Regions from separate parts of the Mus musculus genome. Here region 2 is linked to region 1. Evidence: chromatin loops called from intact Hi-C (ENCODE). Cell type or tissue: heart. All regions are shown on one strand. Links, peaks and the distances in the headings refer to the core of each region. The heading gives the core; the rest is flanking DNA. Region 1 holds the start of Frmd6 (FERM domain containing 6). Region 2 overlaps Gm24474 (a long non-coding RNA gene).

What was found. Peaks named below come from ENCODE experiments on the same cell type or tissue, not always from the same donor. Only the 100,000 strongest peaks of a DNase experiment are listed, where the experiment ranks them.
Region 2: it touches region 1 in a loop (2.2-fold over the local background); 4 of 42 quality-filtered maps call a loop at or near these places.

The regions. Positions count from the first base shown.
Region 1 is chr12:70,823,381-70,827,771 of GRCm38, forward strand. Frmd6 (FERM domain containing 6) reads left to right here and starts at 2,134. Exons shown (of 14, transcript NM_028127.3): 1 at 2,134-2,193. In heart, for the core only: a CTCF peak has its summit at 2,262 (motif pointing left); DNase peaks (open chromatin) are centred at 1,591, 2,081 and 3,111; H3K4me3 peaks cover 3,278 bases; H3K27ac peaks cover 3,496 bases.
Region 2 is chr12:70,650,379-70,654,769 of GRCm38, forward strand. Gm24474 (a long non-coding RNA gene) reads left to right here. Exons shown (of 2, transcript XR_381651.4): 2 at 127-329. Among named protein-coding and RNA genes, the nearest start is that of Gm24474, 2.8 kb to the left of the region's middle. In heart, for the core only: a CTCF peak has its summit at 2,539 (motif pointing left); a DNase peak (open chromatin) is centred at 3,763; H3K27ac peaks cover 995 bases.

The sequences.
Region 1 (4,391 bases), core at 105-4,104:
CTTCACACTGTTAATATGACCATTACAATTCAGAAAAAAAAAATTTCACATAGTAAATTTTACCACAATCTAGCCCTGGACAATAAGTCTGATCTCACACTTTCTTTTTTTAAAAAAAGCTCCATAAGATACTTTGCTCTTTGGGTTACCTAATTGCTTTATAATCACAGTTATGTTTCACAGTCTAACAATATGCTGGGGTTTTTTTCTCTGCTAGATTCTCATATATGAAACCTGAAAATAAGTCAGATTTAGGAAACTTTTTTCCAAAATAGTACTATGTTTCTTGTTTGTATGCTGGTTTATCTCATTAGACAGCAGTTGATTACCAATTAATACCCAATTTGCACTCATCCGGAGTAAATATAAAAAGAGAGAAAAATATCTTTTTTTGTACGTGCTCACACTTGTGGAAGCCAGCAACAACTTACTATTCACGGTCTCCAAAATGGAAAGGCAATTGAAAGGTCTGCTGGATAGTTGTTTTGGAGTCTTTTGTTTGTTTTGTTTTGTTTCCAAGACAAGGTTTCTCTGTGTAGTCCTGGCTGTCCTGGAACTCACTCTGTAGACCAGGCTGGCCTCAAACTCAGAGATCCACCTGCCCATCTCTGCCTCCTGTGGGTTGGGATTAAAGGTCTGCGCCACCATGGCCCACCAGGCTGGCTGGCTAGTTTTTATGTCAATTTGACACAAGCTAGATTATTTGGGAAGAGGGAACTTCAACTCTTGAGACCTGCCCCCAACCACACTGGCCTTTGGTGAATTTTCTAATTGATGATTGATGTCAAAGGGCCCAGCTCACATGGAAGGGAGAGGGGCTACAGTCCCTGGCTTGGTGGTCCTACATACATAAAGAAGCAAGCTGAGCCTGGCCGGTAAGAAACACTTTTCCACGGCCATGCCGGGTTTCTGCATTGAGTTCTTGTCTTGATTTCCCTCAGCGACGCAGTGTGACTTGAGAGCTGTGTGCAGAAATAAACGCTTTGGTTTGGTTTGGTGTTTAATCACAGCAATCAGCTATTTCAAATACAGCTTCTATGGGGTATCAAGTGTTCTTCCTCAGGTGTCTGCACCTACATGAAAAAGCTAGAATCTCAGATTCTCCTCACTGGAGCAGCACCATCCACAAAACACTTAGAAGCTTGTAACTGTGGGTGGCAGTGCCCCCACCACACACACACACTTAAGCTGCTAGACACCTAAGCAGGTCCAGATAGGTGCAGCACAAACAAGTGGACTTCGCTTCTTTACCCGACTACCAAAAGGAGCAAAGAACCCTCCATTCCTCTTGGGATCTTTGGGGTTATTGAAATCTTCTAGGGCTGTCTTTTGCACTGCTCACAGCCAAGCCGGCAACCTTCACCAAGGGTACACATCATTTTGAGGGCCACAGGCAGCGGCTGTTTCAACCTGGGGAGACAGACTGAGCGGGGGCGGATGGGCTTAGGCGGCACTCACAGCCCACATGCAGGATAAAAACCGTGAGGTCGAAGTGGGCGCCTGACGGGAGGGGGATAGAGGAATCACGAAATCTCCTCTTCTCGCAGGGGCCGCCCCAGTTCAGATTTATTAAGCCGCAGCTCACGTAAAACAACCACCCCCAGGTAACCCGTCTAGGCCTGTGAGGGAGAGGCTAGGGACTAGGGTGTGCGGGAGGATGGGGGGGGGGGGGGCATGAGCGGAGAAGGGGACCATTCCGAAGGAGGGGAGGGCGGACAGTCTATTACCCTCGCACCGAAGCCTCTGTCCCTTTGGGAAAGGCATGCAAAGCATATCTCACTCTATATAACCCACTTGAGCCCGACTCGGTTATCCGATGTCACCCGCGTCCCCTGGTCCCTGGGTCTCTTCACCCCTCCGCAGGACTCTTGGTTGGGTCCGGGGCGGAGCGGGGCGGGGCGGGGGGGGGCAGCGCTCCACGTGCAGCCGCGATCACCCCAGCTCTCTGCTTCTTCCGCTGCTCGGTCTCCGCCTTCAATTTGGGGCGGGGCGGGGCCTCGAGCAGGGAGGGCGTGTCTCGGGCGGGCCGTGGGCGTGAACTCGAGGGGGCGGAGCGGAAGGCGTGGGCGGGGGGCGGGGCAGCTGCAGCGTTGGTCTGGCGGCAGCAGGAGTGCTGGGAGCTGCGAGTAGGCTCGGCGCCGCTGGAGCAGACGCCGGTTGTGAGTCGGAAGCCTGGCGCTGTCGACTTTGGAGGTACGCGCGGGAGCGGGCGCCGGCCTGCTGGCCCCCTTTCTGGGACGGCGCGCCCTGGCCGCCGCTGTGCCCCCTGCTGGTCTAAAGTGCGATTCCCGGCTTTGCCGCTCTCGGCGTCTTTCTTCTTTCTCACGGGGCTCTGGGCGTCGGGCACCGGGCGGGCAGGTCGCCTCTCCGCGAGTTGGAGCTCGCCCACGCCGGGGCGGGAGGCCCGGGGCCCCCGGGCAGCCTCGGCCGCGAGGGAAGCGCGGAGCTAGGGGGCTGGGCTCTGCGTTCCTGCGCCCCGATCTCCGAGACTCTGGCTCGAGGGGTGCCTGCCTGTAGCGCCCCGTCCGTAACTAGCTGGGACGAGCCGTGAGTCCCGCGTACCCGAGCGATGTGCGGTATTGCCTGTTGTGCGCGCAGGCCGGACAGCCCACTTCGGGAAGGCACCCCAGCGCGTCTGTCCGGTATCCCCGCCAGTGCCTAGTGTGGGAAACCCTGAAGGGGGCCTTGGGGACACACGAGTCCCGGGTGCGGCCTGCAGAATTTTGGTTTCTGGAGGAACTTAACACGACCAGGTAAAGGAGACCACTAGCCTCCCCTCCGGGAAAGCGGGGATGTGGACAGCTCGGGGCCACCCAAGTGAAGTCTACAGGATTTAAACAACACTTGGAGTTCTAGAATGGCTTAGCCTGATGGTGGAGCGCTTTCTTAAAGGCAGGAATGGATGGAAAGCTGTCAAAGCAAGCACATTTAAAGTTGAGATAAAAGCTGGAACAATTTTCAGACCGTACAGTTGTGTGGCTAGTGTCGGAAGAAATTCTGGCTCAGTGGCCCCCTTACACCTTTGGGGGATTTGTTTATTTATTTATATAAGCGGCCAGTCTGTTTTGCTAGCATTGCACCCCGGGAGCTGTGTAGTGCCCACTGCGAGGAAGGAAAACTTGTGCAAGGATTCTCGGCGCGTTTGAACGTGGAAGGGAAAGCGTACCTTGCCAGATTTTCCACGCATGATTCCCCCCTTTCTTTGGACCGAGTGGTGTTTGTTTACCGGTCTTCGAAGCATCCACCTACATTTAGTTTTTGCACGAAATACCCACTGTTGCCACAGTGTGTAGTTTGGGGATTAGAGAATGCTTTTGGAGAAAACTGCTAGTGGCTTCATTTTCCAAGAATGTAAGTCATTTCCTTTCTGTGGTTTCAGGGAGTTGATATTTCACAGCATCAAAAACTCTGTGGGGAAAATTTTCCGTAATACATCTGTCATTTAAAAGGCCTGTGACTTTTGAGTTTTCTTAAGAACAGAGCATAAATTTAGGCCCGACTTTGTTGAAAGGACAAAAAGAGTTTTTGTTTGTTTGTTTTCTCTTATCCCGAATCTAGAGCATTGAGAGTGCTGTAGAAAGTTGTAACAGCCAAGACCTACAAATGGCTTGCAGGATGGAGAGTGGGGGAGGGGAAGAGAGCAGAATGGAGCAGGAAAACAGATGCCTTTTGCTTCGGTCCTTTGTAGTAAAACTTCTAGCACCTAATCATTTTCCTTGGGTGTGGTTTTGAGAAATTATAGTTTTACGTTAAAAATGAGAATACTCCACAACTGGAGGTGGTTGACATGGAAATGTGAGGGTTTTAAGGGGAGGGTATGTTTATAAACATACTCACTTAATATTTTATAGTAAAGGAGACCTCTGGTAGATTATTGGATGGCGAGGGTCCCCCCGGGGATATCCTATATCAAGTTATCTGCAGGATATCTTCTCCAGAAAGCAGACTGACTGTAATAAGAACTACCCCCCCTTTCCCCGCCCACCTACCAGCTTTGAGTGGCTTACAGAAATACCTGCGATCTGACACAGTCACAGCTCTTGCAGGGCTCAAAACATTTTGAGCCAGGCAAATCTTCTGACTTTCCCATCGCTTCCTTTTTGGGGTTAGCAGGGGTTAAGACATCAGTTTCAGATACACAGTCTGAGGGTGTAGATTTGAGATACCCCGAGCTTTACAGGAAAATACCCGAAAGCAACACGGGCAGGCTGGAAGCCCTCCTTTTAAAACAAAATGCTCCCGTATGCTATACAGGTTTTTTAAAAATCTGCCATTCAACTGGGTTGGCTGAATTGGGGGCTGTTGGAGACCATTCCACATTTAACTATGCTTATAAAGCTTTTGGCTTTCAGAACTTATGACATAATGGGCTGTGTAGCCTTTTGTGGCAG
Region 2 (4,391 bases), core at 165-4,164, 170 kb before region 1:
ACATTGTTTCTGTCTCTTGACCAGGCATGAGATACATTGTTCCTGTCTCTTGACCAGGCATGAGATACATTATTTCTGTCTCTTGACCAGGTATGAGATACATTGTTTTTCTTGGTTCTATTGCAGGATTAATTTGTTCTGGCTGTGGAACTGGGGAAACACGTTATCAGGAGCAGCTCTGCTGGAGATGAATTTCATCCATTCTAAACTGATATTTCTAGTTTCTGAGTGCGCTCATGCCCAGGATGCTGGAGAGGTGCAGCCTCTGTGGGAATCCTGTCATTTTCTGTACTTTTCAATAGCTAACATGATTCATCATGGTGCTATTACACGTTCTGAATTATCCCTCTTCTTTAAAGCTATGTGTGAATAAGGAAATCTGTTTCCCTTTGTGTTGAATTTAAAATAGAGATGTGTTATGGATTATCTGTAGCGTCCTAGCTTCCAGTATTCAATGTCTTATTGACAGACTTATTAAGTCAAGGCAGGTGACAACTGAAACACAAGATTTTTTTTTGCTGAGATGCCCAAGAAACACAAAAACAAGAATAACTGACTTAATTTAAGATGGACAAAAGACATATGCTGACGCCTACAGACACTGTCTACGGTGTAGCTGTTAACAGGATGAACCGAGAGGCATGGCCTTGCAAGTCCATTCCACATACCCTTACCCTCCCAAACCAGAGAAGCCCAATGGTGCTGAAAGATAGTGGGAACCTGGACCCATTGTTTATACTCTACAAGATCATTCTATATATGACCTTGATTCTGACCTGGACAGGACAATAAATAGTCCAGAGAAGAATAGATTGTCTTCCAAAATAAATGGAACAAAACTCAGTTTCTTTTCCCTACCCCTGTCCCTCTGTCTCCCTTTCCATCTCTAGTCAGAGACCATGGCTCCTCAACCACAGCCAAGACAGGAAGATGAGTATCACCTGCTAGAATGGCTTGCTGTGTAATGAAAAGAGCTGTGATGGGGGACTGGTGCGTCCCCCTATACACCTCTCTAAAATACAACAGCAGAGTGCCTCTCATCCCCCACCCCTTTACAGCCCAGAAACCATTGCTAGAAACTCCAGTATCGTGATCAGATATTTGAGCTGGGAAGGTGTGTTGTAGAGCCCGAAAGGAGGATGCGCACCAGCTTCCTCTCTGGTCTGCTTTCTGGGTGTTCAGAAGAAAGTAAGGAGGTATGACTGCTTCCCCAGCACTCTCTGAACATAGAGTTCTCTTTTCCAATAGGTATAGGTGGGGAATGCTCAAATGGCCCCTGAGAGATGGGCAGTTCCAGATACGGAAAAAGAAGGCTTTGACCAAAGCAGCATGGTATCTCTGTAAGTAAATTTCTTCAGGAAAGGATTCATCTCAGGATAGATAGTTTTGTATCTCTAAGATGATTTACAGGCAGGAGAGAGAACGAGGCCCTCAGGGGAAGGGTGGGATAAAGGAAGAAAGGTAGCCACCCGACCCAAACCATGAGAGCAGAAAGAAAAGGGTTTGGAGGCAGCTGCTAAAGCAGACTTCACTCCACAGCCTGGAGTATGAGAGCCAAGGGAGGTGACAGTGAACACCCATAGGAATTACATGCATTCCTAGTGAACAACCTGAACAGGGTGCAGGGAACAATGGCCAGAAACAGTAGAAGGCAGCCTGAGCCGAAGACCATCTGGGAGAAAATTAAAATTGCCAGACGCCCATAGAGGCATACTTTATAATGTGTTGAAGTTTCATGCTAAAGAATCTTTGAAATGAGCAGTTTACCAGCGGGAGAACTGATAGCAGCTAAATGCTGCTGTAAGAAACAGGATTATAGTTGAGAATTCCAGGTTACTGGTAGGGTTAGCATGCAGAGAGGCTCTGCAAATTCATTTTCAGATTTACAAGAGAGAGGGGGAAAGACAGAGAGAGACAGAGACAGACAGAGAGAGGCGGAGAAACAGAGACAGAGACAGGTAGAGACAGAGATGGAGACAGAGACAAGGAGACAGAGAGAGAAAGATGGAGACAGAGACTGAGAGACAGGCAGATGGCAGAAAGAGGGAGGGAGGTAGAAAAAATGTCTCTAATGATCACTCTGATCTACATAAAATACAAAATAAGTATCTCAAATGTTTCTAAACTGTACATTAAGTGCTAATGTGTACCATGGGAAATGGGGTTTATTTAGATCTGGAAAGCTAAAATCACACACAAAGAAATTGATAAATAAGGATAAAGAACTTGTAGTTCAAGTTTTCCATAATGAGCTGATGTTATTTTATAATTGGGAAAAAAATACAAAATGTTACCATTTACCAAGAAATACTCTTTTCTCTAAGTGGCTTTAAGTTTGAAACCCAGTTTATTTCTAAACTGAGATTACTACCAGATCAGATGGAAAGGTCTACCATCAATTAAAAGTGAAGGGATCCCAATAAGCTGGGGCCAGAAGAAACTACATAGAGGGGCTGGATCGACAGAGCAGTAGTTAGGAGCACTCAGGGCTGCCTTCAGTTCCAAACACACACTGGGTGCTCACTGCTGCCTCTCACTGCAGTTCCGGGAGATACAGCGCCCTCTTCTGGCCTTGGAGGGCATCTGCATGCACACAGTGCACATACCTACACTCAGCAGGGTATGCACACACAAACACACACACACACACACACACACACACACACACACACACACACACACACACAAAACAAATAATGAAAAAAATTTCAGAAAGAAAACCAAAGAAACAAGGTCTATAAATGCTTTTCTTTTTCCTCATCTGATCTTTTTTGATCAGTTAGAAAAATTCTTAGCATGGGTGAAAGGGAACATTAGTCAGTAGACAGTCAAAGTAGGATGGAATCTGTCTTCTCAGCTGATGTATCAGTTTACAACTGCCAGTTCCTTATGAGTTTTCTTGGGAATTCATAAACTACAGTTGAGACAAGCTGAGAATCTTGAAACAGAATGTTTCTCCTCTATGATTTTGGCCTTTAGTGAAGCTTTGATTTGAAGTAGGAGAAGGGGAAATCTCATGAATTCTTGCTTGTACACGGTTAACTAGAATAGGTATAGGGACAAAAGCGAGTGATTGTCATAAATGTTAAATGTTCATCTAAACTTCGATCCTTTCCCTCCTTCCTTTATGGTTACACTGTGATATTTGTCTTTTTTGAATTTATCTCTCTACTTCCCTTGATTGTTAAAAGAAAAAAATATATTGGAAGAGATATGAAGAAAACTCTAATACTGTGCTACAAAAATGTGGTTGCTTCTTAGAAAATCTTGCTGCCATGTAATTTTGAAAAACAAAATCAGAAAATCAAGATGTTGGCCAGTGACCTCTGCCCCTGCCCAGTGACCCTCCTAAAATGCCACCCAATCCCATTAATAGTTCTTGACAACTCTATGGAATGCCATCTTAAACACTTCAAGCATATGTGGAGCGTATAAAATAACACAGGGGAATTTATAGATTATGGTTTCCCACTAACTGTTCATCTCTGGGCTCCAAAGGACTTCTTTGTAAAGCAGATATTTGCTCATTTGATAAATGAGACAACTCCTGTCGGGTAAGCATTTTAAAAGATGTATATCACTTGCGTGTATCAATGACCAGCAGAACCAATACCTTATAGTAGACTCACTGCCTCATCCCAGCTCTGTAAGAAACATTGAGCTTTGTCTCCACTCTCAGTGGAGAGCGAATGAAGCAATGCACGGGAGAAACAAATAGCTCACAGGTGTTACCCTGGCTGCGTTGTTTCCCCTGGGCCCGTGTTTCTCCATCTGTAATCAAAAATAATAAAGTTGCTTTTCCCAAGAAAGCGTGACACATAAGAAGTGTCCAGCAGAAGTTGGCTCGTCACGACTGTTATGCATGCCATTGTTTATTTGTACACACAATAAGAAAGAAAGAAGTGACCAGTGCATAGTGAAGAGGTAGGGACCATTTGTTTAGAGAGTTTAGACTCGAACTGGGCTTTTTTTTGTGTGTTAGGTAAAATACAACTAGCTGGGGACCTAAACAAGAAAGGGGTCATCTGAGGTGGGAAATGACAGCTGGAAAGGAGTGCTGCCACTGGAGAGAAGAGCCTCATGGTTCAGTGGGAGTGGATTGACCTTTCTGAGGAAGAAAATGGAGATGGGTGCAGTGAGACTATGGAAGCTTTACAAGTCGGGCAAGGGTGTTTGGATTTGATAGGCTCCAACAATGCATTGTCTAATCTTGATTGAGAGAGGGATGGGACCAGGAAGAGACTGTCCTGAGATGCAAGCTGGTGGGCAGGAAGCCCAACTCAGGGAGGCTAGAGGGAAGGCTGTGGCAACAGCCAAGCTGAGCTGTCATCGGAGGTTGGCAAGCAGAGTTGAGAAAGAGTCAGGGCCAAGTTACTGTCAAGGCCTTGAAA